2 separate regions of the Mus musculus genome follow, and region 1 is linked to region 2. The links are chromatin loops, found by intact Hi-C in ENCODE. Cell type or tissue: left cerebral cortex. All regions are shown on one strand. Links, peaks and the distances in the headings refer to the core of each region. The heading gives the core; the rest is flanking DNA. Region 1 has its middle 18 kb from the start of Cst10. Region 2 has its middle 110 kb from the start of Zfp120.

The links. Peaks named below come from ENCODE experiments on the same cell type or tissue, not always from the same donor. Only the 100,000 strongest peaks of a DNase experiment are listed, where the experiment ranks them.
Region 1: it touches region 2 in a loop (10-fold over the local background); 12 of 42 quality-filtered maps call a loop at or near these places.

The regions. Positions count from the first base shown.
Region 1 is chr2:149,414,597-149,431,529 of GRCm38, forward strand. No RefSeq gene overlaps it. Among named protein-coding and RNA genes, the nearest start is that of Cst10, 18 kb to the left of the region's middle. In left cerebral cortex, for the core only: a CTCF peak has its summit at 8,128 (motif pointing right); a DNase peak (open chromatin) is centred at 8,159.
Region 2 is chr2:150,017,882-150,034,814 of GRCm38, forward strand. No RefSeq gene overlaps it. Among named protein-coding and RNA genes, the nearest start is that of Zfp120, 110 kb to the right of the region's middle. In left cerebral cortex, for the core only: a CTCF peak has its summit at 6,246 (motif pointing left); a DNase peak (open chromatin) is centred at 6,225.

The DNA of each region.
Region 1 (16,933 bases), core at 6,155-11,154, 600 kb before region 2:
TTAATTTACTTTTGGCAGTAACGCAAATTGAACATAGGGCCCCTTATATGTTCTAACAAGGAAGCTATAGCTTCAGAATGTTATTTAAGTATTATTTATTTTCCATTGTTAGTTAGACTGATATGAACTTTTTCGGTAGGCTCAGTGAACCTCAAATGGGAAATCTTCTTTCCTCAGCCTTTGAAGCAGATGGAAATATAGCCCTGTGTACCACCAGACCTCGGAGCATTTTCCTTTTTCTTGATAATCAAAGCCCATTAGTGCTAGAGAACTTGTAGGAAGGTAAACCCCACTGTCCTTCTCAATACCTTTCTCACAAAACACCCTGTTCCTGTCTCCAGTGCCATAGAGAAACCACAGAGATCCTGGGCCCATCTAGTGGGCATTGTTTGTTTTCACTCTCTCTACTTCTCAAGGCAGAGAGGGAGAAAGCATTGATTACATAAGAGAATAAAATTTAGTTAAAACTGGATGTTTAGTTAAAACTGTATTAAAAGGACATATTGGTCCTGGTATAATAGCAGAAAATAATAAGAAAACTCCATAAAAATTTAACTTTAGTCAAAGAAAAAGAAATAGGACCTTTTGTAGGAATGACATGAGCATAAACTATATTAAAGCAAAACAAAGCAACTACTACCTAATAAATACAGGCATCCCTATCAGACATACCTCTAAAGGAAAACTATTTTCAAAATAGTGTATCTGGCTAAATGTCTAAAGACCTTTTTTTATGATTTTTCCCTAAGAATATGTTGGACTAGGTGCTATGAATCACTTGGGAGGGTGTTTAAATATGCAGACAATGAGACAAGTCCTTGATCAATCTTTCAATCCCTAGAAGCTGGAGGTTAATCCTAAACACATGTACACACAAGTAACACTAAGTGGATTCACTAGGTTTTATACAACACACAACAACAACAACAATGACAACGACAAGGACAATGACAAAACAACAATTAAAAAAGCAGTCACTAAATTGTGAGGAAATATGAGGGGACTTGGGAATAAAGGGATGAAAGGGAAAGAAAGAGATGAAATTATTTAAGTATGGTACTCATAAATGAACATCTTAAAAAATTTAAATAACAAAAAAGTAAGCCAGCATATGTGTATAGATTATAATGCAAATGGTCCACTATTTTACACAGGATCTTAAGCATGGTGTCCTTTGAGGTCCTATGTTGACCCTTTGTGTAAACCAAAAGATGTCTATATGCTGTTTACAAGTGTTGCTGAGTTTTTTCTTTCATCCCCGGGGATTCAGAGCTTAACCTTTCCTCCAACATTTGTCTCTTATCACAATACTAATATAGATCTGATATACTCAGTTTGAACACTGAGTCCTATCAGAGTCTGTGCTGGATATTCAGGGATGTCCTTGAAGCCTTTGGTGGATTCTACCTGTGACTCAGCCACAGGAACTGTCAGCTGTATTTTGTTCTTTATTTCAAGACTGATCTCTTGTTGATTTTCTCAAAGAACCAACTCCTCATTTGGTTAATTCTTTGAATAGTTCGTCTTGTTTCCACTTGGTTGATTTCACCCCTGAGTTTGATTATTTCCTGCCATCTACTCCTCTTGGGTGAATTTTCTTCCTTTTTGTCTAGAGCTTTTAGATGTGTTGTCAAGCTGCTAGTGTGTGCTCTCTCCAGTTTCTTCTTGGAGGCACTCAGAGCTATGAGTTTCCCTCTTAGAAATGCTTTCATTGTGTCCCACAGGTTTGGGTATGTTGTGGCTTCATTTTCATTAAACTCTAAAAAGTCTTTAATTTCTTTCTTTATTCCATCCTTGACCAAGGTATCATTGAGAAGAGTGTTATTCAGTTTCCATGTGAAAGTTGGCTTTCCATTATTTATGTTGTTATTGAAGATCAGCCTTAGTCCATGGTGGTCTGATAGGATGCATGGGACAATTTCAATATTTTTGTATCTGTTGAGGCCTGTTTTATGACCAATTATATGGTCAATTTTGGAGAAGAGAAGGTCCCGTGAGGTGCTGAGAAGAAGGTATATCCTTTTGTTTTAGGATAAAATGTTCTGTAGATATCTGTTAAGTCCATTTGTTTCGTAACTTCTGTTAGTTTCACTGTGTTCCTGTTTAGTTTCTGTTTCCACTATCTGTCTATTGATGAAAGTGGTGTGTTGAAGTCTCCCACAATTATTGTGTGAGGTGCAATGTGTGCTTTGAGCTTTACTAAGGTGTCTTTAATGAATGTGGCTGCCCTTGCATTTGGGGCATAGATATTCAGAATTGAGAGTTCCTCTTGGAGGATTTTACCTTTGATGAGTATGAAGTGTCCCTCCTTGTCTTTTTTGATAACTTTGGGTGGGAAGTTGATTTTATTCGATATCAGAATGGATACTCCAGCTTGTTTCTTCAGACCATTTGCTTGGAAAATTGTTTTCCAGCCTTTCACTCTGAGGTAGTGTCTGTCTTTTTCCCTGAGATGGGTTTCCTGTAAGCAGCAGAATGTTGGGGCCTGTTTGTGTAGCCAGTCTGTTAGTCTATGTCTTTTTATTGGGGAATTAAGTCCATTGATATTAAGAGATATTAAGGAAAAGTAATTGTTGCTTCCTATTATTTTTGTTGTTAGAGTTGGCATTCTGTTCTTGTGGCTGTCTTCTTTTTGGTTCGTTGAGGGATTACTTTCTTGCTTTTTCTAGGGCGTGATTTCTGTCCTTGTATTGTTTTTTTTTTTTTTCTGTTATTATCCTTTGAAGGATAAACCCTTAGCTAGACTCACTAGAGGGCACAGGGACAAAATCCTAATTAACAAAATCAGAAATGAAAAGGGAGACATAACAACAGATCCTGAAGAAATCCAAAACACCATCAGAAACTTCTACAAAAGGCTATACTCAACAAAACTGGAAAACCTGAACGAAATGGACAAATTTCTGGACAGATACCAGGTACCAAACTTAAATCAGGATCAGGTTAATGATCTAAACAGTCACATATCCCCTAAAGAAATAGAAGCAGTTATTAAAAGTCTCCCAGCCAAAAAAAGCCCAGGACCAGACGGGTTTAGTGCAGAGTTCTATCAGACCTTCAAAGAAGATCTAATTCCAGTTCTGCACAAACTATTTCACAAAATAGAAGTAGAAGGTACTCTACCCAACTCATTTTATGAAGCCACAATTACTCTGATACCTAAACCACAGAAAGATCCAACAAAGATAGAGAACTTCAGACCAATTTCTCTTATGAATATCGATGCAAAAATCCTCAATAAAATTCTCGCTAACCGAATCCAAGAACACATTAAAGCAATCATCCATCCTGACCAAGTAGGTTTTATTCCAGGGATGCAGGGATGGTTTAATATACGAAAATCCATCAATGTAATCCACTATATAAACAAACTCAAAGACAAAAAACACATGATCATCTCGTTAGATGCAGAAAAAGCATTTGACAAGATCCAACACCCATTCATGATAAAAGTCTTGGAAAGATCAGGAATTCAAGGCCCATACCTAAACATGATAAAAGCAATCTACAGCAAACCAGTAGCCAACATCAAAGTAAATGGAGAGAAGCTGGAAGCAATCCCACTAAAATCAGGGACAAGACAAGGCTGACCACTTTCTCCCTACCTTTTCAACATAGTACTTGAAGTATTAGCCAGAGCAATTCGACAACAAAAGGAGATCAAGGGGATACAAATTGGAAAAGAGGAAGTCAAAATATCACTTTTTGCAGATGATATGATAGTATATATAAGTGACCCTAAAAATTCCACCTGAGAACTCCTAAACCTGATAAACAGCTTCAGTCAAGTAGCTGGATATAAAATTAACTCAAACAAGTCAATGGCCTTTCTCTACACAAAGAATAAACAGGCTGAGAAAGAAATTAGGGAAACAACACCCTTCTCAATAGTCACAAATAATATAAAATATCTCGGCATGACTCTAACTAAGGAAGTGAAAGATCTGTATGATAAAAACTTCAAGTCTCTGAAGAAAGAAATTAAAGAAGATCTCAGAAGATGGAAAGATCTCCCATGCTCATGGATTGGCAGGATCAACATTGTAAAAACGGCTATCTTGCCAAAAGCAATCTACAGATTCAATGCAATCCCCATCAAAAGTCCAACTCAATTCTTTAACGAATTAGAAAGAGCAATCTGCAAATTCATCTGGAATAACAAAAAACCTAGGATAGCAAAAAGTCTTCTCAAGGATAAAAGAACCTCTGGTGGAATCACCATGCCTGACCTAAAGCTTTATTACAGAGCAATTGTGATAAAAACTGCATGGTACTGGTATACTGACAGACAAGTAGACCAATGGAATAGAATTGAAGACCCAGAAATGAACCCACACACCTATGGTCACTTGATCTTCGACAAGGGAGCTAAAACCATCCAGTGGAAGAAAGACAGCATTTTCAACAAATGGTGCTGGCACAACTGGTTGTTATCATGTAGAAGAATGCGAATCGATCCATACCTATCTCCTTGTACTAAGGTCAAATCTAAGTGGATCAAGGAACTTCACATAAAACCAGAGACAGTGAAACTTATAGAGGAGAAAGTGGGGAAAAGCCTTGAAGATATGGGCACATGGGGAAAAATTCCTGAATAGAACAGCAATGGCTTGTGCTGTAAGATTGAGAATTGACAAATGGGACCTCATGAAACTCCAAAGCTTCTGCAAGGCAAAAGACACCGTCAATGAGAAAAAAAAGACCACCAACAGATTGGGAAAGGATCTTTACCTATCCTAAATCAGATAGGGGACTAATATCCAACATGTATAAAGAACGCAAGAAGGTGAACTTCAGAAAATAAAATAACCCCATTAAAAAATGGGGCTCAGAACTGAACAAAGATTTCTCACCTGAGGAATACCGAATGGCAGGGAAGCACCTGAAAAAATGTTCAACATCCTTAATCATCAGGGAAATGCAAATCAGAACAACCCTGAGATTCCACTTCACTCCAGTCAGAATGGTTAAGATAAAAAATTCAGGTGACAGCAGATGCTGGTGAGGATGTGGAGAAAGAGGAACACTCCTCCATTGTTGGTGGGATTGCAGGCTTGTACAATCACTCTGGAAATCAGTCTGGCGGTTCCTCAGAAAATTGGACATAGTACTACCGGAGGATCCAGCAATACCTCTCCTGGGCATATATCCAGAAGATGTCCCAACCGGTAAGAAGGACACATGCTCCACTATGTTCATAACAGCCTTATTTATAATAGCCAGAAGCTGGAAAGAACCCAGATGCCCCTCAACAGAGGAATGGATACAGAAAATGTGGTACATTTACACAATGGAGTACTACTCAGCTATTAAAAAGAATGAATTTATGAAATTCCTAGCCAAATGGATGGACCTGGAGGGCATCATCCCGAGTGAGGTAACACATTCACTAAGGAACTCACACAATATGTACTCACTGATAAGTGGATATTAGCCCAAAACCTAGGATACCCAAGATATAAGATACAATTTGCTAAACACATGAAACTCAAGAAGAATGAAGACTGAAGTGTGGACACTATGCCTCTCCTTAGAATTGGGAACAAAACACCCATGGAAGGAGTTACAGAGACAAAGTTTGGAGCTGAGACGAAAGGATGGACCATCTAGAGACTACCATATCCAGGGATCCAGCCCATAATCAGCTTCCAAACGCTGACACCATTGCATACACTAGCAGGATTTTATCGAAAGGACCCAGATGTAGCTGTCTCTTGTGAGACTGTGCCGGGGCCTAGCAAACACAGAAGTGGATGCTTACAGTCAGCTATTGGATGGATCACAGGGCTCCCAATGGAGGAGCTAGAGAAAGTACCCAAGGAGCTAAAGGGATCTGCAACCCTATAGGTGGAACAACATTATGAACTAACCAGTATCCCGGAGCTCTTGACTCTAGCTGCATATGTATCAAAAGATGGCCTAGTCAGCCATCACTGGAAAGAGAGGCCCATTGGACATGCAAACTTTACATGCCCCAGTACTGGGGAATGCCAGGGCCAAAAAAAATGGGAATGGGTGGGTAGGGAAGTCGGGGGAGTGTATGGGGGACTTTTGGGATAGCATTGGAAATGTAATTGGGAAAAATATGTAATAAAAAATATTAAAAAAAGACTGATCTCTGTGATTGCAACTCCTTAGACCCTTTTCACCTTGAGTTCAGCTGGCATCTTATATCATCCCAGATCATAAAATGGTCTGTCACACCTATATGCAAGACAGTAGAGAAAGCAGTCATGCAAGCATATCCATGAAAGCATTCTGTTTAGTGCTTGTTTCCACATGTATGCTCTTCTACATATGAACAAATGTGACATTGTAGAAAGTGTTCACAGATTTTCTCCTAGGCATTGATTTCCAACTGCAACTGGAACTTAATTTATTCTGTTTCTAACTTGACCTGAGGGTTTTATATTTTATTTGGAGACAGATTCCCAAGCAGTAAAAACATTTACACACAAAAGCATCTCTCTCTCTCTCTCTCTCTCTCTCTCTCTCTCTCTCTCTCTCTCTCTCTCTCTCTCTCTCTCTCTGTCTCTCTGTCTCTCTCTCTCCCTCCCCCCCCCCGGCACTGTGAACACTAGATTAGATTGAGAAACAATAGAATACAACACTTACAACAATGGCTGCAGACAGGTAGGGAAGGCCAGAACTGTACCTCATTTTGGGACTCTGAAACACCTGGGGAGAGTGACTTGCTGCCCTTCTCCAGTAATGCACAGTTTAATCTATGGAGAGGTTCTATATCCACTAGTTCTTTTTCAGCTTCAATCAGGCTCTAAAGTCAGCATAACTTCGTATGCTTGGACCCATGGTGGCTCCTCTGCCCACTTGCTTCTTGCCACCCTTCCACCCTGTAAGGGTCACATGTCTTTTTATGCAGCCAAAGAGAATAGGAGATTGACTCTAAGAAGCCAAATAAAAGCCCAGCTATTGTAGTAAAAAGAATGATTTAACTCCTTCTCCTCAACGACAAACTAGGTAGTATAACACAACCATCCATATCCCAAAAGCAAGATAAGCAAAAGGAGGAGTGAGAAGAGTTGGAGGAGTTGGACAGGAAGTGGGTGTTAGAGGAAAAAGATGAGGAGAAGTAGGAAAGCAATATTTGAGGAAGGACTTCTTTCCTGTAGGTAACTACTTACTAACCACAGCAGCTCTTCCCCCAGTTCTGATGATTCTTGAAATTTATTTTTTTTGTCTTCAATGACATAATGTGTTACTGTCATAGCTCCGTTAGTACTATAACCAGCTTTCTGGGTAAATCATTGTATCAATTGCATTACAATATTTTAGGTCAGAAGGTAAATCTGACCCCTGTACCTTTTTGAATGACTTTTTATCATGGGTCAGTGTGGAGGGCACTTCACGAACTCAAAAGGATTGTTTAAGCAAAATTCGTGATCTCTCTTCAGAGAATAGAAAGCCAGTTCTGATGATAACGATGACACACAGACATACATGAAGAGAAAACACTCATGCCCGTAAATTTTTTGGAAAAAAAAAATTAAGAAAGTAAAGAACTGAGAAAGCTTCCAGAGTACTAGTTGCTGGGTGGTCTCTGATTTGGAGATGAGTTGATGTCCATTAAGTTCACTGTTCCTCTGAAGAGAACTGGCCATTCCAAGTGACTGGAAAATGGGCAGATAACCTTGGAGACGAAGGAAGCAATGTTTGTTTACGTTAGCATCTTACCATCCCTCCATAATGAGAAATGTTTCAGAGAAACGGCAGGTGACATGGTAGGAGTGTTTCTAAAGAAAAGAAATTATCAGGGAGTTCTGGAGCAGAGGGAGGGAAAACTGCTGTCTGGTGTTTTGCATGAGATAAGTTAATTTCAATAACGATGTTGATAATAAAAATAATAATATCAAGTCTGTAGACTTTAGCTCTCCCAGTCTATCTTAAAACATATTTGCCACAAGCTCAGAAGGAAGCAGCAGTGATTTCAATACCTGTGAAGAAGTTTGTTTATGCCATTGACTGACTGGAAATGTCTAAAGGAACATGTATTGAAGGCACAGTAGACCCAGCAAGGTATACGTATGTTCTATATAGGTTTTAAAACATTCATTTACTTAAAGCCTCAGGTTATGAGAATCTAAATTACTGGCCTTGGAGAAAGATGTTTATATTCATAAGCCCACTGGGTGGCAGCATCCTCACGCTTATTTTAAAGCCTGGCATTGAGGACAGCATGAGGACACTAAGACTAACTTGCATGAGAGAGAGCTTCTTCACCCCTCCCCCCCCCCCCCCGTTCCATCCCCCCCCCCCAACACACACACACACACACACACACACACACACAGAAGTTGTTACTGTCATGCTGGCTCACGTTCCTGTTTCAGTGAGTTTCTGATGGTGACATTCTCTTATAAGATTTTTTTTAGAGCCATCTGACAAAACCTTACTCTAGAGAACTCATTCTTCTCTCCCAAAACCCAGCACATAGAAGTGTTGACCTAAAACCTCTTCACATTTATGATCTGTTTTGAGAGATTTAAGGTGAGGTAGGTATCAAAATTATAATGTCACTATAATTAAAAACATCATATAGAAGAGTAGTAAGGAAAATTAAGATAAATCATATCTTAGAATCAATGCACAAAATATAAGTTCAGTCATCAACCTGAGGGGAATTGGTAGAATTAAAAGGTTCATATGCTCAGGTGGGTAATCTTGAGATCTTAAACTGTCTTAAGTCATCATTAATAAGGTCAATAAAAAGCACAAATTTTTAAAAATCAAATTTTAATCTTAGGGTGTGACTTGAGTAAATAACAAGTTAAAATGACCACCCAGGTCCCAAATCTGTGAATTTGTAACTCTTCACACACTCAACAGGGTTTCTTTAAAGCAAAACAGAACAACAAAACAAAAATCTTAAAAGATCTTCTTTTTTTAATGATCCTCAAAATTCCAAAGAAATAACAACTGCTAAGCCTGACTATAGATTCTCACACGCCCCCAAAGAACAGAACTTCCAGCAGCTACTGCTCTCCTAGAATCTTCACAGGTACACATGAACAGGTAGGTATAGACACAGTGAAGACAAGAGACTCACTCTTGTTTCTGGAAAACAACAACCTGAATATGCCTGCCATGTTACCATGACATCACATAGATGTATTGGAGGCATGTCAGGAGGTTTGACTCTAACATGTTCCCCTGAGCTGAGGGATATTGTTTGAGTATTCACTGGAGCATGGGGCAGGTACAGTAAGAAAGAACTGATGGTCTGACTTCTGTGGTTCTCTTAAATAGCAAAATTGATAATTTCACTTGCTGAGCTAACATATAAGGGTACCTTCTCAGAAGACCCTGGATTCAGACCGGTCTGCAGAGAATGAGTTACTGTGCATTGTGCCTTAACAGAGCAAAGACACAGTTTCTATCTTTGATTAAAGGAAGGGGTAAGGGGTATCTGAAATCATGTACCCTGCATGCAGCCCAGACAGAAAGACTGTGAAAGAAACATCTTCTCTGGTTTTGAAAGAAAGGTACTCCTCTGCCTTGAGTTTCTCCCAACTCCCCAGCACAAAAACAGAATATTGTGCTATGCAGCACCCTGCTTATTGGGGGCATGAGTTGAGCAAACCCTGATTTATGAAATCTAAGTGTGAGTCTTCCTATTTCATGGATCATGTGATGCTGTCATCAACTTCCTACAGTCAGTAAATTGGCTAATCATAATAAGTCACATGTTGTATAATGTGCTTACTTCAACCTAAACACAAATCAAGAGAGAATACTAAGTCTCTTTTCTGTATGCATTACTACAATAGGTATTTGCAATTGACTCAGAGTAGTGACAGAATGAAGCTGTGTCACAGCATGACATCTTTTGAGCAGCCAGCATCTCACCTTTAGGGCATCTTTGGTGCTCTCCAAATCTGCCACCTACCTCTACATAGACCAGCAAAATAAGCTCCAATTTACAGTATATCCTTTTTCTGAGGGGTACTCTGTGTTACTTATATATGAACCAGGCTCCTACACATTACATACTTGGCTCTTTATCCACATGTACAAGCCAAATACAACTCTGGGCACCAGGCCAGTTGTAAGTTTGGACATGGAATCCATCAAAGCTAGACTTCTCTTTATTTTTTGGAAAGCAAAGTTTAAGTTCCTGAGCAGTGATCCCAACACAGGCAGACCCTAGAATTCCATCAAGCAAGCCTGAAATTGTTACTCTTAAAATCTGGCATCTCCTTCAACATCTGAACAAATAAGAATGTGAATCATAGTCAGAGAATGTTTGAAATAATTCTCATCTTGGGAGAGAGTTTGAAGCATGTGTTCTAGCATTCCTATAGACCTGTCCCAAACCAATATTGAAAATACTGCTTTCAGTCTTATTTTAAGTTGGGTCATTTCTGTTGAAATGTCAGTAAGAGATGGTTATAAAAATAGATTCAAAAGTAACTAAGGAAATGGTTTTTCTCTAGCATCATTGATTATAAAGTAAATTTTGAATTTAACATTTCAAAATCATCGATTTTACTTTTAGCGTGACTGGTACGAGCTCATTTTCTCTGAAAATATTAGACAGAGAAATGAATGTCTGGTTAATATCAATTTATGACTATAAATTTTCTTAATACTTCAAAAGAGATACCTAGTTGTCTGGTTTCCAAAGAAGAATACATGCATGCTTTATCCACATATATCATATCATACACATAACGTTAGGATGATACCTCACTTTTATGCCACTAAATATTGTAATCAGATAAAATTGGAAACAGTTCCCACTGGCTATGATGACAAAGACTGCTTTGGGTAAAGATTCATCTAAGAGCATCATGTTTGGGTACTTGTACCTCTCAAGCTTATTCATAGTCAGGGCCTTCACACAGTTGCCAGGGAAAGGGCAAAACCTGGCACAGTCACACATTAGGTGATGTCATTTCCTCCACAGGATAGTTAGCAAGTATTGGCAAACAGTTGATCTCTGTGTCTAAATAAGTTTGTTTTCTGTATAAATTGTTTTTTGTTTTGTTTTGTTTTGTTTTGTTTTGTTTTGTTTTGTTTTGAAACTGGTGTTTAAGGGAGTGGTGTGAAGCTTGATAGTCCAGATGCAAAGTAATGAGTTGTGGAGAGCCCAGCACATGAAATGAGAAGGTTGTAAGTGTGAGAATAGAGAAATTATGTATCGAGTTTATCGATATAAAAAGAATGCACATGATATAAATAAATACAGATAGGATGCTAAATACAAGACCCACCTATTAGAGAATGCTCAACATCATGCAGAGCAGGAATAAGTTTGTTTCTTCATTATTTTAAATACATTTACTTTTACTCTTCATATTTAAATTGTACTATAAAAAGATAGCTCATTAGCATCTCAGAAAGATGATATTGGACTGCAGAAAGCCCCAACCAGTTGCTCTGGGAACATGGAAATGTGAAAAAAGAAGCCTGTAGAAGCAACTTGAACGTGAACAATATGTCTGCTCTCCTCTCAGTAGAGGCAATGTCCAATGTCTCCAAATCTATCCAAATTATTGTCTAGAAGGCAAACTTAATTCTCAAAACTAAATATTTGCTTCTGATAGCATCTAGAGCAAACTTCTGTTCCTGTGACCTCCCCAAGACAACTTGACACTAGATTAGACCTTCATGGGCTCCCCTGTTGCACTCCACTAAGAATATGAAGATTCTCAGGGCTAGTGTCTTCCTATCAATGGAGGGTGGCAATCCTGATTTTACATACAAGTGTGACCCTAGTGCATCTATCTGAGAGCTGCAACAACCTTGCACTGACACGCTGGGGGGAGGGGCATTGAGTAAAGGGTAGCCCTCAAGCAGCAGGGCACACAGTTTTGGTCATGCATGGAAAGTATGGGACCATCCTGCATTGGGAGATTCAGGCTGCACAGTTCAATGAGAAGGTCATCAATATGTTGGAATATCTGCTGTAAATAATAAGGAAATCTACCTTGAAACACGGTCCTCATGTTCTCCAACTTCAAAATGTACCTATTCTCATGAAACTTCAAAAATTATTTACCAAGTGAATGGGCCACTGGATTTACAGGGTTCCCCCCACCCCCCAGGAAATATATTTGCTGAAGTTAATAGAGCTAAGGCCAAATCTTCAGCCATATACCTCCTGCTCCTAGATAGGTTTCCTTGCATCAGTCGGCACTGGTAGCTGGCTTGGATGTTTACAGCTGCTGTTAACCCCTCTTCCAGACTGATACTACACCATAATGTGTAATTTCCCCAGAGGCTGTGCTAGGCAGCAAAATGAAATCACACATCTGTGAATTTCATTCATTCTTGGGGAAGTAAGGAGGAATCCATCAGCTTTTGCAAGGTGCTAGGAGCTAACACTGATGTGTTAAAATATGCCCCTCTCTATTACTATGGGAAAAACCATTTTGACAAAAAGTTATGTGGTTTTTCTTAGTATATTTCTAGAACATGCCAACACTGTTTCATTAAACATATTTTCTGTTTGTGTGGTGGTTAATTTTCTTCTTAGAAGAAAAGGAGTGAGAAGAATTCTCATCTAGAGTTGGTGGAATTGTGAAGAAGGTGGTGTTAGCTGTAGTTTTTACAAGTTAGAAAGTAAACATTATTCAGTAATTCCAATCTTATGAGTCTGTACCACAGAAATACAACTCTCCGATAATAGAAATATTTTTCTACAGGGCCCCCAATGGAGGAGTTAGAGAAAGTACCCAAGAGCTGAAGGGGTCTGCAACCCTATAGATGGAACAACAATATGAACTAACCAGTAGCCCCAGAACTCATATCTCTAGCTGCATATGTAGCAGAAGATGGCCTATTTGGCCATCATGGGAAAGAGAGGACCCTTACTCTAGCAAACTATGTATGCCAGTACAGGGAAAAGCCAGGGCCAGGAAACAGGAGTGGGTGGGTTGGGGAGCAGGGAAGGGGAAGGGTATAGGGGACTTTTGAGATAGCATTTGAAATGTAAATGAGTTTCATGTGTTTAGTAAATTGTATCTTATATCTTGGGTATTCTAAGTTTCTGGGCTAATATCCACTTATCAGTGAGTACATATTGTGTGAGTTCTTTTGTGATTGGGTTACCTCACTCAGGATGATGCCCTCCAGGTCCATCCATTTGCCAAGGAATTTCATACATTCATTCTTTTTAATAGCTGAGTAGTACTCCATTGTGTAAATGTACCACATTTTCTGTATCCATTCCTCTGTTTACGGGCATCTGGGTTCTTTCTAGATTCTGGCTATTATAAATAAGGCTGCTATGAACATAGTGGAGCATGTGTCCTTCTTACCAGTTGGGGCATCTTCTGGATATATGCCCAGGAGAGGTATTGCGGGATCCTCCGGTAGTACTATGTCCAATTTTCAGAGGAACTGCCAGACTGATTTCCAGAGTGGTTGTACAAGCTTGCAATCCCACCAACAATGGAGGAGTGTTCCTCTTTCTCCACATCCTCTCCAGCATCTGCTGTCACTTGAATTTTTGATCTTACCCATTCTGACTGGTGTGAGGTGGAATCTCAGGGTTGTTTTGACTTGCATTTCCCTGATGATTAAGGATGTTGAACATTTTTTAGTTGTTTCTCAGCCGTTCGGTATTCCTCAGGTGAGAATTCTTTGTTTAGCTGGGAGCCCCATTTTTTAATGGGGTTATTTGATTTTCTGGAGTCCACCTTCTTGAGTTCTTTATGTATATATTGGATATCAGCCCGCTATCTGATTTAGGATAGGTAAAGATCCTTTCACAATCTGTTGGTGGCCTTTTTGTCTTATTGATAGTGTCTTTTGCCTTGCAGAAGCTTTGCAATTTTATCAGGTCCCATTTGTCTATTCTCGATCTTACAGCACAAGCCATTGCTGTTCTATTCAGGAATTTTTCCCCTGTACCCATATCTTCAAGGCTTTTCCCTACTTTCTTCTCTATAAGTTTCAGTGCCTCTGGTTTTATGTGGAGTTCCTTAATCCACTTATTATTGACCTTAGTACAAGGAGTTAGGAAAGGATCAATTCGCATTCTTCTACATGATAACCACCAGTTGTGCCAGCACCATATGTTGAAAATGCTGTCTTTTTTCCACTGGGTGATTTTTGCTCCCTTGTCAAAGATCAAGTGACCATAGGTGTGTGGGTTCATTTCTGGGTCTTCAATTCTATTCCATTGGTCTGTCGCTATACCAGTACCATGCAGTTTTTATCACAATTGCTCTGTAGTACAGCTTTAGGTCAGGCATGGTGATTCCACCAGAGGTTCTTTTATCCTTGAAAAGAGTTTTTGCTATCCTAGGTTTTTTGTTATTCCAGATGAATTTGTAGATTGCCCTTTCTAATTCGTTGAAGAATTGAGTTGGAATTTTGATGGGGATTGCATTGAATCTGTAGATCGTTTTTGACAAGATAGCCAATTTTACTATATTGATCCTGCCAATCCATGAGCATGGGAGATCTTTCCATTTTCTGAGATCTTTCTTCTTTAATTTCTTTCTTCAGAGACATGAAGTTCTTATCATACAGATCTTTCACTTCCTTAGTTAGATTCACGCCAAGGTATTTTATACTATTTGTGACTATTGAGAAGGGTGTTGTTTCCCTAATTTCTTCTCAGCCTGTTTATTCTTTGTGTAGAGAAAGGCCATTGACTTGTTTGGGTTAATTTTATATCCAGCTACTTCACCAAAGCTGTTTATCAGGTTTAGGAGTTCTCTGGTGGAATTTTTAGGGTCACTTACATATACTATCATATGATCTGCAAAAAGTGATATTTTGACTTCTTCCTTTCCAATTTGTATCCCCTTGATCTCCTTTTGTTGTCGAATTGCTCTGTCTAGGACTTCAAGTACAATGTTGAATAGGTAGGGAGAAACTGGGCAGCCTTGTCTAGTCTCTGATTTTAGTGGAATTGCTTCCAGCTTCTCTCCATTTACTTTGATGTTGGCTACTGGTTTGCTGTAGATTGCTTTTATCATGTTTAGGTATGGGCCTTGAATTCCTGATCTTTCCAAGACTTTTATCATGAATGGGTGTTGGATTTTGTCAAATGCTTTCTCCGCATCTAATGAGATGATCATGTGGTTTTTGTCTTTGAGTTTGTTTATATACTGGATTACTTTGATGGATTTCCGTATATTGAACCATCCCTGCATCCCTGGGATAAAACCTACATGGTCAGGATGGATGATTGTTTTGATGTGTTCTTGGATTAGGTTAGCGTGAACTTTATTGAATATTTTTGCATCGATATTTATAAGGGAAATTGGTCTGAAGTTCTCTATTTTTGTTGGGTCTTTTTGTGGTTTAGGTATCAGAGTAATTGTGGCTTCATAGAATGAGTTGGGTAGAGTACCTTTTGCTTCTATTTTGTGGAATAGTTTGTGAAGAACTGGGATTAGATTTTCTTTTAAGGTCTGATAGAACTCTTCACTAAATTCATCTGGTCCTGAGCTTTTTTTGGTTGGGAGACTATTAATGACTGCTTCTATTTCTTTAGGGGATATAGGACTGTTTAGATCATTAACCTGATCTTGATTTAACTTTGGTACCTGGTATCTGTCTAGAAACTTCTCCATTTCATCCAGGTTTTCCAGTTTTGTTGAGCATAGCCTTTTGTAGAAGGATCTGATGGTGTTTTGGATTTCTTCAGGATCTGTTGTTATGCTCCCTTTTCATTTCTGATTTTGTTAATTAGGATGCTTTCCCTGTACCCTCTAGTGAGTCTTGCTAAGGGTTTATCTATCTTGTTGATTTTCTCAAAGAACCAGCTCCTCATTTGGTTGATTCTTTGAATAGTTCTTCTTGTTTCCATTTGGTTGATTTCGCCCCTGAGTTTGATTATTTCCTGCTGTCTACTCCTCTTCTTGGGTGAATTTGCTTCCTTTCGTTCTAGAGCTTTTAGGTGTGTTGTCTAGCTGCTAGTGTGTGCTCTCTCTAGTTTCTTTTTGCAGGCACTCAGAGCTATGAGTTTTCCTCTTAGAAATGAAAAAATATCCAATTTTTTTTAAAAAAGCAAAAAAAGGATGTATCTTTGCAAATTTTGTTATTAACTATTAAAAACTGCAATGGAAACTAAGCATAGTGGCTCACACATGTAGTTCTAGTACTCACAAGGGAGAAGCAAAAGGATCTTAAGTTTGAAGTCAACTGAGTCTGAGATTCTGCACCCCCAAAACCAAGAACATGAGATGCAGCTCAGTGGTAGAATACATGAAAGCTATGTTCAATTTCCAGTACTCATAACACATACACACACACACACACACACACACACACACACACACACACACACATACAGAGAGAGAGAAAGAGAGAGAGAGAGAGAGAGAGAGAGAGAGAGAGAGAGAGAGAGAGAGAACAGTACAGCACATACTCTGAATAGAAGATACTACAGCAATCATACCAGGGACAATTTTATGTATAAATCATAATTTATCCATATCACAAGTCTCAAAATTCATTTAAATAAAACAACAAGCACCAAGTACTTTCATTCACATAGAGTAGCCACAAGAGGTTACTGATAGAGTCTCTAGGGGAGAGACAGTACCAAGTAGCACTGTATATGAAGGGGCTGCACTGTGTTTAGGCAGAGGCAAGCCAGGGCCATACTCATTGGAGATTAACTATGCATGGAGAATTTATAGTGTTTTTTATGTAGGAATATATGTACTTTTTTCCTCACAAGAGGCATGTGCGATCAGGAAATGAAAAGAGGAAAACATGAAGGAATCTAGACTAAAAAGGGAGAAAAGAATCCCCCTAAAGGCTGTGCTTTAATAAAGCTAGCATTTATGCCATAATCTGTTTCATAGAGTCACTTGAGTGATGATGTAATCCTAACCAGAGGCACTTAGAGAAGATTTGAATTTGTTCTTCCTTATGAAGTTTTGATGATTTTAATCCAAAAATAATATAAAATAAAGTGACAATCAACACATAACAGCTAACTTACAGA
Region 2 (16,933 bases), core at 4,107-9,106:
TGGCAAAGCTATCCTTACATGGGCCATGCCTAAAGTTTTAAAACCTTCTTTTCCTCTAGTCTAACTACAAGTTTTACAGACAATTGATCAGTGTGTACAAACACTAGCAACTGAATCTTCTTCCTTCTCCTATATGTTAACTGTCTGAGACTGGTTGTCTACAGAGACTAGACATTCCTGCCCCAGTGCTGTACAAAATAAACATGCTGAGGTTGGGGGTATGTTAGTAGGTGCCACTCCATCCAACTTCATACGCCCAACCTGACCCCAGCTTTTCTGTATGTATGTATGCCTGTCCTTTCTTTATTCTTTTGTCACCCTTCATCAAAATTTCAGGACCCAAGCCATGCAGAATATAGCAGCTTATGTTCCTTGGAGCCACTGCCTGCCCCACCCACCCTCCATGAGAGCTACTGGTCATTATTCTTATGCTTATTTCTGTAATAAGAAAGCTATATGAACAAGTCATGGGAAGTAAGCCAGAAAGGAGCTCTCCTCTATGGAATGGTACCTCTAAAGGTATTCCAGAGTACCACATGACCAGTATTAGAGACTATGTAGGCTTTTGAGTCTGGCGTTCCACAACCTACCTTCAAAATGCTTCCAGATCATTGCTGGCAACAACATTTATCCGTTTTCAATGCTGAGTAGTGCTCCAGTTTGTGGCTATAGAATGTTTATCCACTCACCAACTAAGCCAGTTTGAGTTATTTTTAGTTTGGGGCAAGTGTGTTCAAGGTTAGGCAAATGCCAGTAGTGGATTACTAACACTGTTCTATTTTCCAACTTTTCCCTGTCTCATGTCTTCATTTCCTACTTGTGCTTCTTGAGACTACTGTGTCCAAAGATCTTTTCTTAAGTAAGAATTGGAAGACCCACCATAATACTTTATGACCATTACATAAAGTGAAACTCAAGTGATATAGGACACCATGTAGCAGTGTGAACACTGAGGGACAGGTGCAGATAAATCATGTATAAAACCCAAATATGTTATTTCCTGAGGAGGGGGAAGCTTCTGGGTTTGAGCCAACACTAGTTGTCAGTGCAACCTGACCATTTTGCATAGAAAATTTCCCCCAAACTTTAGACTTCTGGTGGAGAATGAGTGGCCCATTCCTTCTATGCTACAATGACATTTTCTTTTGTTATTTTAAAAATTCCATAAATTTAAAAATATGAAAATCCTTTAAAGTTATTGTTTCAAAGATACAATTAACAGTTGTGCTCAGATACTTCAAATAGGTCTGGTACAAAAAGGGAATTTGAGTTTTACACTAGCAAGTGAATCATAGACCTATTACATCCCCTCTCTAGATAAAGGGACACAGCCATTTTTAACGTCTGTATCTTGTCCTTCCTTCCACACTTTCTAACATTGTCATATTCCATTAAAAGAGGAAAGACATAATGTTGTGGTTTTGTTTTGTTGATGTGATAAAAATACTGAAAATAAGAATATCTTGGTGAGCAGAGGATTTATTTGGTTTATAATTTAGGGCAGTTGTGGCAGGAATTCAAGCAGAATTAGAGACAAGCACCATAGAAGAAAGCTACTTACTTGCTCTCTTCTTATGACATGTACATCTAGCTTTGTTATGCAATCTAAGATCACTGGTTCAGCAGTGATACCACCTCCAGTGGGCTGGGCCCTCCACACATCAGTAAGCTAACAATAAAATACCCCTCAGACAAATTAACAAGCCAATCTGATCAAGCCAGTGTCCCACTGAAACTGTCTTGGGTAATTCTGGCCTGTATCATGCTCACAAATGAAGTTCTTCATTGAAGGGGACTGAGGCTTCTGGATGGAGCCCCCCCCCCGCCCCCCCACCCCACCCCCACTAATGCCTGCATTCACAGAAACAGGTTTCTATATATGGCAGCAGAGATGCAGCAAGATTTAGACCACATAGGCCCAATGTAGACTGAGTGCCAATTTAAAAAGGCTCTGTGATCTTCAGGTCCAAGATGATTCAAAGATACCAAGAAAGAAGTGCAGATACTGTTAAGCAAATGAAACTAGGCTATGGCATTCCCTTCACACACACATTCAAAGTGCTGGGCATGCGAGTTCATAGATTTCATGACTAAGAAAACACATTAGGAGCTTGTAGCCAGTCAAAGGTTTGCCATTGAAGTAGAGCTGAGGAATATATAGAAAATCTAGTCCCTTGGAAACAGCAGAATGTAATAAATCAGTGTCTATGAAATAAGTGCCAACTGTGCCTATGTTGGACACCATTTCCAACATCTTCCACGGTGGTTCTCTCAACAAAGACAGAATGAACCCATTTCTAGAGGACATCAAAATAAGACAGAGCTGGAGAGGTCAATGTGATGGGAAGCAGCAGTCAGAAGAGTGAGACAACCGTATGAGGAAAGGAGGCTCTTCTAGGCATGGAGGAGTTAGGTAGACAGAATGACAATCATGAAGGTGACTGGCTTGGGGAGCAGATGTTTGACTGGAGGAAAAAAATCCCCCAGTGTAGCTCCAGTGAAACACTTAAAATGTCTTGGGAAAGTTAATAAACATTCTTAGTGCTGCTGACAAGGTTGGCCACGTGTGCTCCATGTTACACAGACTGGCCCTAATTTTTTTTCTGTGTTCCTTGTGGATTGAACATCCTTGTGGATTTTCCATCAACTGGGGCAGAATCACTGATCCAAGCCTTGGTCTTGGGAGACCTACAGATCATGCTATATGAGGTTTCTGCCTTGGATTAGGAAATTGTAGGGCAGGGAAAAGGTCCATGCAAGATGAGAAGAAACCAAGGTCGCAGACCGTGGTTGTCCTGAGGGAAAGGCTGATCTGTGTTTGTCAGAGAAGTGCCCTGGAAATCTTCTTTATGCTCTGTTTCCACCTGCTCAGTCTACAGGCTGGGCAGTAAGAGCAAAAGGAATTATTGACGCTGTAAATTTAAGGAAATGAAGCATTGCAGAAGATAATTTTCTTTTTGATCCCTAGCCAGACTTCTTTTGAAAAGCTGCTATAAATCCAGTGTCCCTGAGAAGCGTCATCTGTCCTCTCTCCCTGAAACCTCTGTGACTGCACTGGCTGCCCAGAGAGACTACTTGTGGCCTCTTGAGTGCCAGGCACCCCTCTAGTCCAGTGATTTTATTTGTCCAAACACATGTCAAGTACTGCTTGCCTTTCCTCACTCCCTGTTTTGTTTTTCTGGACCAATTTCCACTAATTTTTGAGTTTCATTAAAAACTCCTTCCACAACTTACTCAATTGACAACACCATGGTCAACACCAGAATGGCTTTCCACTGGTAATATGTGGATGCAGTAAGAGGGTGCTCCAATGACTGTGGTATAAATGGAGCACATGCCACCTCAATGAACATCATCTCATTTTCCTTCTAAATTCTATCAAAACCAAGCATACAAAATTTACAACAGTCATGGCAACTGATGGGTTTGATATGTTTGGATAATAAGAGAAGTGAAACACACGGGTTCTTGGAAAGTGCATCCATCCATCCATCAATCCATCCATCCATCCATCCATCCATCTATCCATCCATCTGTGCATCCATCTGTCCATCTACTCACAAATTGATTTTAATATAACATTTTATTAATTCTTTAATATGATGTACTTTGATCATATTTGCCCTCACTCACTCCTTCCAGATCTACCCATCTCTTACAACCCCAATTTCATATCTCATTCACTTGAAGTGATACTTTTACCAAACAGAACAGAGAGGCTGGCATGACCAGGTACTGTGCTAAGAAAACTATACCAGAGAGGAAAAAGAAGAATGGAGGGATGGAGGAAACCTCTCTCTCTCTCTCTCTCTCTCTCTCTCTCTCTCTCTCTCTCTCTCTTTCTCTCTCTGTGTGTGTGTGTATACATGTGTGTTAGCACTATGAATTATTTAGTAATAATAATATAATAAAGCAAACATGAATTGCTATCTAGAAATGAGGATGCATTTGCCATAAGAGACACGTAGAGTGATGTTTCCTAGATGAGCATTTTTTTAAATCTCTCAGAAGTCCTTAGCAATGGCAGGTACTCTGACCACAGGGATTCTCTATTATGCGCCCAAAGCAAGACAGTAAGAGGAGGGTGAGCAGTATCAGATGCTAAAGGTGGCATGCATCCCCATGTAGAATCAGTTCTTCAAGCTCACCATTTCCATTTGTTCCTTCATCCTGTGGATCCTGTGATGGAACAAAGCCCCAGGATATGATATGATGGAAGAATCCTTACCTGATTGTACACATTGAGATTTCTCTAGGTTTTTTTTGTTTTTGTTTTGTTGTTGTTGTTGTTGTTGTTGTTTTGGTTTTTTTTTTTTTTTAGCTTGCCAAAGAAGGGGAGCACTTTCTGGAACACTTATTTAACTTCATTCCTCTTCCTTTTTTGGGGGGGGGGGTGGAATATCCCTAGCACAGTGCCACAAACAACTGCCATCCTTGGAGGAAGATAGTTCATAATTCCTGTCAGGTAAGAAAGACACAGGGTTACCAAAGATTGGACAAAAGGTTAGAGTGCTGGAAAGGAGACCCAGAAACACATCCAGAAGTCAGGTATGGAGGACTTGGTACAACAGGTAAGGAAAAGGAATTCAGGATAAAACTCAAAAGGGAAATGGAAGAAGGGGCCAGGGCTGCTTGCAGGGACAGACTTTGCTGAAGGCATGTGAAGAAATGATTCTTGCCAGGACATTTGGGGTGAAAAAAAGCTACCTGTCAACAAAGACATAATATATTGGGCTCTTTAATGAATATACATAACCTTTTGTATTTGGGATTGTGGACCTTTAAGATCCTTTGGCTCTAGCAGCTAGTATTGTCTCAATTGAGATGGGCTCAAGACAGCCACAGAGATTCCTTTGAAGTTTTCTACAAGAATTCTGCTTCCAGAGCCTAGTCATGGCACAATTAAAGCATATGCCTTGCTACAAAAACAAACTCTAAGCTTACAGTTCTCAGCCCCAGGCTCAAAATGCTTTCTCTAGCCCCAAGCCACAGACATATGGACATGCAACAGTCCAACCCTAGAGATCTAGCCTCTCTACATGAGTATCCAACCATATGTTGCCTTAATCTTAGATATTAGGGCTAACAGACCTACATGGCTTCATGGAACAAACTCTGAAAACAATACAGTAAGCCTCTGTGCCTTTAATGAGGAGGACAAGAACAGAAGGACAATAACTTCACTCACAGAGGCTTGCCACCCCACAGATGTTACTTGATGTACATCGTAGCCAAGAATACCTTCCCTACTACAACAGCTGGTGCAGAAATACTGCACATCTGTGTTGATGCCTGAGTCATCCGTATGTGGTGGCACAAGTCAATAGGATTCACTTCTACGTGGTTCCCCCTACTGTGGTAAGGGAAAGTGTTTGGCTAAGGTGTCTTGACTGAAATCTACTCCACTAAGGCATGGTCCCTAACTTTCTCCCCTCCCACCAGTACCACCACCAGCAGCAGCAGCAGCAGCAGCAACTTTTAAGGGTAAGTAAAGAGAAGCATGCCTCTACTACAGCAACCTTTATATATAAGGCCCAACATTAGAAGCGTATGATATAGGTTAGGATCCAATTCTGCTCCAAAATGGGGAATACTGGCTCATCAACCCAACTGTTCTGTGTGGCCTGAGGGAAATACACACCAATTCCAAATTTACCTGAAAACAGACTCATATCTTACTTTCTTGGCACATTTTTGAGACACTAGATGACACAAAGCACAACTCAACTTAATACACTGGCATAAAACTACCCAATACCATAAACCTCTTTGCCAGACCTGAAGCCTGGACAGTCAAAAACAAGCTTGTATGAGCTCTCTGAGCCTATTTTTCTTCTTCCTTTTTATTTAGTTCCTTCTGCCCTCACCTTACCTGGCAGTGTTTCAAGGTACAGATGTGGCAGAAACTGGGAACAAAGCTTACCAGACGACTCATTCTCATCATGGTTCATAGTCATGGAGACCTCCAGTGACTTTTGGAATGTGGCAGGAGGAAAAGATGCCAAGATTGCTTGTGGTAACTGCTATGGGTACCCAGGGCTCACAGCACAGTCACGCACTGCCTGAATTAGACCTGGACATACGGAGCTAATGTGGAAGACAGAGGCCTGTGACCATAGCAACCCTCACCAGGAGCCCCATTTGAGGATGATTAAGACACATTTGCATTAATTAAGCATCCACATGTCTGTGTTGTCCAGGCAGGACAAAGGTCTACAGAGCCTCTCTCTAGCCTTTGTTGCCCTCTACTGGGCTTCAGGAAAGTCTGCTATATACAGGAAATCTAGCCCAGCAGGCAGATTTCTGACTCTGCTCCTTGAATACTCCCAGCTGTCTTTGTGAGCAGTCAGCACTTTGCATGCATATCATCTGTAATACTGTCCAACTGCTGCTTTACCTTCAAACTCACTAGGGGCTCATCATGTAGCTGTCTAACCTCCAACACCACAAACCACTCCTCTGTTTGAACTCTATCATCTGTTGTGGAAAAGGCAGAGTGAGTCACAATTTGTGACATGCAAGGACATGTGACGTTCTGCAACTAGGAACAAAAATTAACTAAAAAAACAAAACAAAACAAAACAAAACAAAACACACAAAAAAAAACCCAAAACAAAACCAAACAAATCAGGTCTCAGAGACATCTTCCAAACAATTGTGAGCTTGGTGTTTGCAGGGAAGTGAACTGGGTGCCAGGGAGAGAAGAAGATACCAAGGAAGGAGGTAGGTCCCTGCCAGCTGAGCCTGGCTTTCCCAGAAGAACCTTACACTCCAACACAAGTTTATCCCTGAAAGTCACCTTTGGCTCCAACAGAGCAAGTCTTACTGGAAGAAGTGGGTTCAGAGATGTGAATACTTAAGTGCAGAAAGGAACACTCTACCATGAAGAACACAAGATGGACTAGATCCTAGGCACAGGGAAGCCCCCCTCTAGGCCCCCAGACTATAGCTTCCCCTCATAAACATCATCTTACTATGTATCCATGCCACAAAAGAACTCTAACACCCTGTTAGCCTCCTTGGCATGGCATGATCTGGTGTTTCCTAAAGATAATACTCAGTCTTCCAGTGCCATTTATGAGTCTAGGGAATACAGGAAGCTATTCCAAGGCTGGGTGGACTGAGTGACAGCAACTTTTATTTGTATATCTTCCCAAATTCATGATCTATGCTTTCCTTTAGGGATAATGCATAAGAGCAACCCCTTAACAGCCTAGCATCCTGAAATGGAGTTCCAGACCCTCATGCCATCCTCCCAGGCAGGTAGTTTGAGTAGTGAGAGCTCATCATGACATAATCAGAGATGTCTAGAATGCCCTGTTAGTACTGACCAGGTGGACAACATAACAACTACTCCCAGCCTCTTCCTCTGGATTTCTGTAGTGTTTGTTTTCAGAAAGTTACTACAGGCTTCCAGAAGGGAGACCAACCCTCGTGGAAGTCTGACTTCCAGAAGGAAGAAGTCCCCCAAGGTATAGAGTCAGAAAAGTCCTGCAGGGGTCAGAGCTACACTCATAGGTGTTGGTCTTTGGCACAGGAAGTCCTTTGGCTAAGGGAAGAAGGTAAAAGGCACAACAACCCTTGCTGGGGCTCAGCCTTTTTGATACAGCCTGATGAAAGATCCTCTTAACTTTTATGTTGCTGATTCTTCAGTTTGTTGCCATTGGCTGAATGATCCAATCTTCTTTACCTACTACTGGAAACTCCAATTACCACTCATGTCTTGGACATGAAGAAAGTCAATGGGTCATAGACCCTCCATGAACCTTGCAATAACTTAGCTTCTTGGGGAACCTTCTTCCTTGCGATTTTCCCCAATCCCAGCATTCTACTGTCACAGGGTATGTCCCTATGTGTCCAACTGGTATTAGCCCTGATGTCACCTTCACCAAAGAATGTTGCCAATCACAACCTTTAAAGGCAGCTGACCAAGGTATATCTACCCCTGTGTTATCACATTGCAATTCTCTGCTGTCCCTGGAAAAGGCTGTCTGTGTCTCCTGAACTCAAGTGGAGTGTATAACATGACCATCCAACCTATCAGCATACACGGCTTATGGACCTTTTGCTGGGCACTCGGCTTCTTGGGGTCAGGGATACCACAAGACAACACTACAATCTGTTCTGGATACAAACCTCTGACCTTCTTAGTCATGAGTGTTGTAAATATCCTTGACTAAATCAGGGTTTGGGGTGGGTTATCATGCAGTCACAATATCTAAAACAACCTATGCTTCCCAAGGATATTTTTTGCTTATTATACAGCCTGTGGACCATGAGTTTGATAGAATTGTTGTTAATAATAACTAGAGGTGATATGGCAGTTCACTACTCTTTGGATCTTTGGCTTTGTGTGTGTGTGTGTGTGTGTGTGTGTGTGTGTGTGTGTGTGTGTGTATACTAAAACATTCATTGTGATCCTTTCATTATAGAGCACTCTTCTGGCATATTTTTGGCAAGCTAGGTTTTCAGATAAAAAAAAAAAGATTTTCTGTTCAGCTAGTTTCCCAACAAACCATGGCTTAGGAGAAAGACTATGGTTTTTCTGGGTCTGGAAACTTGGTTCTCAAGTGGTTATAAGTACATTATCAGTTCTGTTGCAGAACACCCTGACCATAGCAGAACTGGACAACACTGTGTTATCAGATACAGTATTACCATTAAGAAGGTAAGATGTCGAGTCCATTATACATTTAACAAAAGAGCCTTGGGTTTCATACCTATAAAGCAGACCTTACCCGAGAGTGCTCATTCTAGTGATTTCCTGAACAAAGAAAAACCAAGGAAACAAAATCTGGCATTCAGAATCGCAGAGTCCATTATGGGACCCGCAAAGAACTTTTTAGCAAGACCATGTCACTCACTTGCATGGAACAATTTCTGAAGGCTAAGAGACCCAGAGAAAAGGAGAACTACCCCCTTGACTCTATTTGTTACTGGCCAGAGCTCGTCCATAGTTTATTCTTTCTGAATGGACACAATGCCTCCTAAAACATAAAGCAGGTGTTTTACATAATGGATCCAAGTAACAGAGGTTAAATGCAAATAAAATGTTTTTTGTAAGTAATTAGTTGTCCTTAATTGTACAATGATATACAAATAGGTCATTTTTCAATTTTTTCTGTATCTTTAGTTTTCACTATCTTCCACTGTACTAAAATAACATTTAACATATACACATTAATAGTTAAATTAAGTGAATAATTCAAACAATAAAGGCATTAAAATTGATTTGAGCTATTGAAAAGTCACCCATCTACGGAACTCTGTATCACAGTCATTAACTCTTCTCTCTATGTTTACTGCTGGTTTGGGGTACATGTAGGAGAATCAGGATGTTAAAGGGCCTGCTGACTCTACAGAGATTCATTTACTATACACAGCCAGATTTCCCTTTCTTTTCCAAGGTACTCTAAGAACATCTGCTCCCCTACAAAGATTAACTGGAAAGACCTCATCCGTATTTCATAGTTGAATCACATTAAAATATTTAAACAAGTAATTAATGAAAGCTTCCAGGTTAATGGAAATGAAAACTGGATTTGTCTCATCAGAGACAGTTTATACCCAGACAACCTTTGAGAGCTCTGTGCTGCAGAGGTCTGGACCCCACTGTAGTGCAAAGTCACTTCCCCCCTCCCCTGCCTCCCTGTCTCATTGTCCTCTAGATTATTAGTACACTGGCAACTCTCACTAAAAGTCTCTTCTACTTTAGATGTAGTATGAATCACAGACCCCCTCCAACAGCATCAAGACTTTAGGGACTGAGGTGTAAGCTAGAAAATTTCCAATTCAGCAAACAGCCATTGCAATTGTCTGTTAAGTATGAAGTACTTCACCTTTTAGCACACACAATGCCCATCTACCGCATAAAAGTGATGCTGTTCACTAATTTTAATACAATAGCCATACCCAGGCTGAGAGACATGGCAGCAGCCTCCTGCCACTCACCCCTTCACTGGCTGCTGCAGCCACCACTGCAGCCCCCCTTCCACCCCACCCAGTTTGGTGTTATGATAAAACACCATGAGCAAAGAGTTTACTTAGCTGACAGTTCCATGTCATCATAGCCCATCATTGAGACAATCAAGGCAAGAACTCTAGGACAGAAGCTTAAGGTGGAAACTGAAGCGGAAAACATGGAGGAAAAACAACTTACTGGCGTACTCAGTTTGTTTTCGTATGTTTTCTAGGCATGTCACTGCTCAGAGTGTTCTGGATCCTCCTTTACCAAGCATTAGTTAAGGAAATACTCCCACAGACCTGCCATGGGCCAATCTGATGGAAGCAGCTCCTCAAATGATGTCCCCTTCTTTCAGGCATCTCTAGTTTGTGTCCAGTTGGAAGAAATCAATCAGTACACATGCTCTCCTAAACAAGTTACCCAGCATCCTTCAGATTCAACAATAAAGGGGCTGACCACAGATTGAAGATATAAAACAGTATACTGGAACCAGAGGTATGACCATCCACCCAGGCCTCTCACCACCTATTCCTACCTTGGTGTTTATTCATCTGTCCTTAGCCCAAGGTCCATAGGAAATTATGATACCCAAGAGCTCATTAGAAGAGTATTGGATCTTGGTAATTACTGGAGAACTGCATTCTGAAGTCATGTTCATTAGAACATTTTAAAAGAAACAGTTCACTAAAAGTTCAAGAACTCTCATTGTCATGCGAGCTGCTGAATTGACAATTCTGTTAGTCATTTTTTAATAGATGAGGAATTTAATTCTTTGGAAACTATGACAATTTCTGCTAAATCTCGACAGCTGTGGCCTTTTTTTTTTTTTTTTTTTTTTTTTTAACAGCTGTGGATCTTAATCATCATTTTCACTTCAGAAGTTCCACTCCAGGCCCAATTTTAATATTATTTCATCATTAAAGTATTAGTTAGCGGCCATTGGCAGAAAGAGAACTAAAGCCACTAAATTCAGGTATTTATTGCTACCTGCAGACTGACGACAAGACCTGGACTTGCCACACCCAGCCTCACGCCTGCCCTAGCTGCAGACTCCACACAGTTGAGCCTCAGGCAGCAGCACAGTTGACATCAGTGACTGACTTTTCAAAGTTGCTTCTGATGTTTGCATCTGACTAGCTGATAAGAAATAGCCCCTGGAATACTACTTTAATGTCTTCTATAACTATTTTGTCTATTTTCTATTTTAAAATAAGAGCATGGTAAAAAATTATTCAGAGTGCTCATTATAAAAATGTAACAATTTAGCTTCCTCACACCCCACATGCCTGAGTAGCAACCCAAGGCCTCCAGAGGGAGTCATTTCTCCCCTGCCCACAGCATAGATGGTCATGCACCAGGTGGCACACATGCACATGTGTACACAGTCTTTACCCACTGTAGTGCAGCAGAAGGGGCTATTAACCACAGTGCTCCAACCTCCTCTCACAGCAGCAGTACCTTCTAGAAGATACCATGCTACCCTGTTCCTGTAAATGTCTACTAGCATCCCATCCAATGCTTTTTTAATATAACCTGAACAAATTCTCCATCTATCATGTGGCCTTTGAGCTGCTTAGATTTCTGGTACCTGATGGAATCAGGTTTATTGGTTTATACCATTCCAGGAAACCATCCAATCCATATATATTTTCAGATGTAATTAAAACTAAGTAGATATTCTTTTGAGCTTGTATTTGACATTTCTTTGGTTTATTCACATTGTCATTTTTCATTGTCCTTTCATTGTGCCATTGGTTTTTATAAAGTGTGTGTTCAGTGCATACACACAACATATGTAACTTTGCTCATGGATGCACATGCAGGCAAATGCACACACACACACACACACACACACACACACACACACACCTGATAGTGAACTCTGGAGATTACTGTGTGCATGGAACACAGGCAGCACCTGTGCAAAAGTGACCTTCTGTGCACACTCATATCTTCAAGTTAGTTCAGGAGGCATTTCCTACTTACAGTTTCCCGTTACCACTTTCTCCAGGTTTGCCTTCATAGCACTCAGGTTCTTGGGCTTCTTTTTCCAAGGCTGATCTTATCTTTTTACTCACACATTGAACTCATGTTTGCTTTTCCTGACCTTTGTGTCAAAATGCCATTTAAAGTTAGAAATTGTATATCAGCAAGAATACAGTTTCAGTTACATGACGTCACTTTTACTGCTTTCTCTTTCTTTTGGAGTTAGTTTTGCCACATCATAGTAATACAATGTGATTCTTGATTAAAAACAAAAAAAGGAAAAGGAAATGGAAATCAAGAAATGTGCTTTATCAAATGAAAGCAGGGCTCTCACAGCTGGTTTTGAGTTGTTTTGAGCACTGTCAGCCCAGATGAGAAATATGTTTATATGTGTGTGTGTGTATGTGTATGTGTGTGAATAAAAACATAATACACTTAAATCTGTGTTTTCTACTCATTTAGTTATTAATAACTTAATTATTTTTACTTTCCATGTATTTTGAGTTAAGTTTGCTATTATCATTATAACTTCTGGAAATAATAGTCATATCATGGATTTTAGTATTTCTACCTTCCTTAATATCTGCAATTAAAAATGCAAATTTCCCTCTAGACACAGTTTTGGCTACAACTCAGATTTTAATATGTTATAGATTTTTAATTTCAAGATATTTCTTGATTACTACTGTTACCCCCCCCCCCCCCATTCCTAAGAGCTGTTTCTCAGTATGCTGATTTATCTCCAGATGTTTGGGGGATATTCGAGGACTTGGTTGGTGGATATCACCTGATATCACCTACTGCACCCTGGATGCTCTCAGTCCTTTGACACTTGCAGAGAAATACGTCCTGCAGAGGTTAGCTCGTGGTGTCTGGCATCAGTTGTCTCAAGTTTCTTGATTTTGTTTAATCAATACTTGAAAGAAGCATTTTAAAGTTGCTCACAGGACTGTGGTGTTAGATATTTCACCATTTACTTCTGTCCCATTTACATTTGGAACTAATATAGTGAATTTATATCAACAGGTGTATATAAATTTAGAGTTATTACACATAATTTAGAATTAAGGCCTTTTAGTTATTATTATTATTTTTTGCATCTACTAACCTATTCCTCCCTAGAGATTTTATACAATTCTAAAGCAGAAAAGATGCATCTCAGATAGGCTCAAAGCTCTTGCTCTTTGTGGTCATCATGGTTTAAATAATCATATATTTACATTCATATAAACACTGTACCCATGTAAATACCCCACAAATGACATGTTGCTTAAAGTAAATTAATTTTATTTTATTTCAGTGATGAAAATGGTATTTTTCATACTTCCATAAATTTTCATATTAACACACTTTTGAGTGAGTTTTTCTTTGGCTCAGACTAGCTCTTTTCTTTCTTTCTTTTTTCTTTTTTTTTCTTTATTATTTTATTTATATTATTACATTCCAAATGTTGTTTCCCTTCCTGGTCTCCACTCCACAAACCCCTCTCCCATCCCCCCTCCACTTTGCCCCTAATAGGGTACACTCCCACCCACCAACCCATTCCCAGTGGGGCAACAAGCCCCCCATATGACCATGTGCCTCCTCTCCCATTGATGTCAGATAGGGCAATCCTCTGCTACACATGTAATCAGACCCATGTACCCACCCATGAATACTCTTTGGTTGGTAGTATAGTCCCTGGGACCTCTGAGGTGTCCAGTTATTTCATATTGTTGTTCTTCCTATGGGGTTGAAATCCTCTTCACCTCCTTCAGTTCTTCCCTCGCTCTTACACTGAGGTCCCTGGGCTCAGTCCAACAGATGGCTCTGAGTGTCAGCACCTGTCTTAGTTAGGTGCTGGCAGAGACTTTTATTGGACAGCCCTACTGGTTTCCTGTCTGCAAGCAGTTCTTGGCATCAGCATTAGTGTCAAGGTTTGGTGTCTGTGGATGGGTTGGATCCCAAAGCGTTGCAGTCTCTGGATGACCTTTCCTTCAGTCTCTGCTCCATTTTGTGTCCCTGCATTTCCTTTAAACAGGAACAATTCTGGGTTAAAATTTTTGAGATGGGTGAGTGACCCCTTCCCACAACTGGACACAATGCCCATGTACCAGGAGTGGTTTCTTCAGGTTCTCTCTCCCCTTTGTTGGGAATTTTAGCTAATGTTATCCCAATTGGGTCCTAGGAGCCTCTCACATCTCTGGCATCTGGAACTTTCTAGTGATTCCCCCCATTACACCCCCCCCCACACACACACACACTGCTACATGTTTCTATTTATTCACCTGGCCCTCTGGACTCCTCTCGTGTTTCTTACCATATCTGAACCTGTCCCCAATTTCCCCTGCCTTCTCTCCCACTCAGGATGCTCCCTCCCTCTGCCTCTAGTGATTATTTTATTCCCCCTTCTAAATGAAATTGAAGCATCAACACTTTGGCCTTTTTTTCTTGTTAAGCTTCATGTGGTCTGTGAGTTGTATCATGGGTATTCTGAGCTTTTGGGCTAATGTCCACTTGTCAATGAATACATACCATGTTTGTCCTTTGGGGTCTGGATAACCTCACTCAGGATATTTTCTAGTTCCACCCATTTGCTTGCAAAATTTGTGAAGTCATCCTTTTTAATAGATATGTAGTATTCCATTGTGTAAATGTACCACGTTTGCTGTATCCACTTTCCTGTTGAGGGCAATCTGGGTTGTTTGGGCTTCTGGCTATTATAAATAAGGTTGCTATGAACATGGTGGAGCACATGTCCATGTTATATGTTGGAGCTTCTTTCAGGTATATGCCCAGGAGAGGTATAGGTAGATCTTCAAATAGAATTATTTCCAATGTTCTGAGGAACCACCAGATTGATTTCGAGAGTGGTTGTACTGGCTTGCAACCACTTTGTTTGTTGTTAGAGGCAGAATTGTGTGTGAAATTCTTTCCTTTGGAGTTTGTTGTAAGATGATGATTGTCTTTTTTCTTTTTCCTTTGGTATAGTTATTCGTCTTGTGTTGACGTTTTCCTTCTAGAATCTTATGTAGGGCTTGATTGGTAAATATATATTGTTTAAATTTGTTTTTTCATGGAATATTTTGGTTTCTCCATCTATGATGATTGAGAGTTTTGCTTGGTATAGCAGCCTGGACTAGTGTTTGTGTTCTTTTAGGATCTTCATGACACCTGTCCAGGATCTTCTGGCTTTCAGAGTCTCCATTTAGAAGTCTGGTGTAATTCTGATAGGTCTGCCTTTATATATTACTTGGTCTTTTTTTCCCTAATAGCTTTTAATGTTCTTTCTTTGTTCTGTGCATTTAATGTTTTGATTATTGTGTGATGGGAGGATTTTTCTTTCATGTCTATTTGGTTTTCCATAGGCTTCTTGTAAATTTATGGTCATCTCTTTCTTTAGGTTGGGGAAATTCTATTGTATAATTTTGTTGATGTTTTCTGGTCCTTTGAGCTGTGGATCTTTGTTCTCTTCTACTCCTGTTATTTTTAGATTTCGTTTTTTCTTTTTTCTTTTTCTTTTTGGTTTTTAATTATTATTTTTTAATCTTTTTTTTAACAGTCCAATCTTTATCTCCCTCCTGATCTGCCCTCCAATAGTTCCTGATCCCATTCTTCCTTCCCCATCTCCAAGAGGATGTCCTCACCCCCTACATCCCCACCCTGCTAAACCTCTGCATCCCCTTGGGTCTCAAGTCTCTTGAGGGTTAGCTGCTTCTCTCACTGAGGCCAGACCAGGCAGTCCCCTGTCGTATATGTGTCAGGGGCCTCATATCTGCTGCTTTATGCTGCATGGTTGGTGGCTCAGTGTCTGAGAGATCTCGGGGGTCCCAGTTAGTTGAGAGTTCTGGTCTTCCTATGGGGCCACCCTCCTCCTCAGCTTCTTCCAGCTTTTCTCTAATTCAACCAGGGTCACCAGATTCTGTCCATTGGTTGTGTGTAAGTATCTCCATCTGACTCTTTCAGCTGCTTGTTGGGCCACTCAGAGGGCAGCCATGCTAGGCTGTAAGCACCCCATAGCATCAGTAAGAGTGTCAGGCCTTGGAGCCTCCCCTTGAAGGTTTGGTCTTTTTATTGTGTCCCAAATTTCCTGATGTTTTGGGCGAGGGGCTTTTTATGCTTTATATTGTCTTTGACCTTTGTGTCAATATTGTCTATGGCATTTTCTATACCTGACATTCTCTCTTCTATCTCTTGTATTCTGTTGGTGATGCTTGCATCTGTAGCTACTGACCTCTTTCCTAGGTTTTCCATCCAGGGTTGCCTCTATTTGTGATTTTTTTTTTCTATTCCATTTTTAGGTCTTGGACTGCTTTGTTCAATTTTTCACCTATTTGATTGTGTTTTCTTGTATTTCTCTAAGAGATTTATTTATATCCCCCCTTAAGATCTCTATTATCTTCACGAGATGAGATTTTAGGTCAGCATCATGCTTTTCAGGAATACTGGGGTATTCATGGCTTGCTGTGGTGGAAGAGCTGGTTTCTTATGGTGTCAAAGTATCTTATTGGCGTCTGTTACTTATGACCTTGCTCTTGTCTCTGGCCATCTGATTGGCTCTGGTGTTAGTTGGCATGGGTGACTCTGTGAGAAGTCTGCCTCTTGCATCCCCGTGTTTCCCAGATTTCCTAGATCTGTGGCCATAGCTGCAGCCCATCTCCTGGGAGATATGCAGATTGATGCCCTCGCTCCAGCAGATCTCCTGGGAACCCTGTAGACTGTTCCCCTGGGTGCAGCAGATCTCCTTGGAGCCCTCCAGACTGTGTGGTGCTGAGAGAGATGGGGTGACAGGCTCATATCCTTTTAGTTATTATTAAATGGTGTTCTTTGAAAAATTTATTGTCTCCCTAGAGGCGCATTGCCTGCCGTTAAAGTTCTATGTGATTTCTTCTACTTGTAGTTGTTATGTGCTCATTCTTATTTTGCTTACAAACTACTCCCTCTATCAAAGTCAGGAGGTTTTTCTGCAAGCAGCTCAAGTTCTGCTCTGGTTCTGTGACCTGC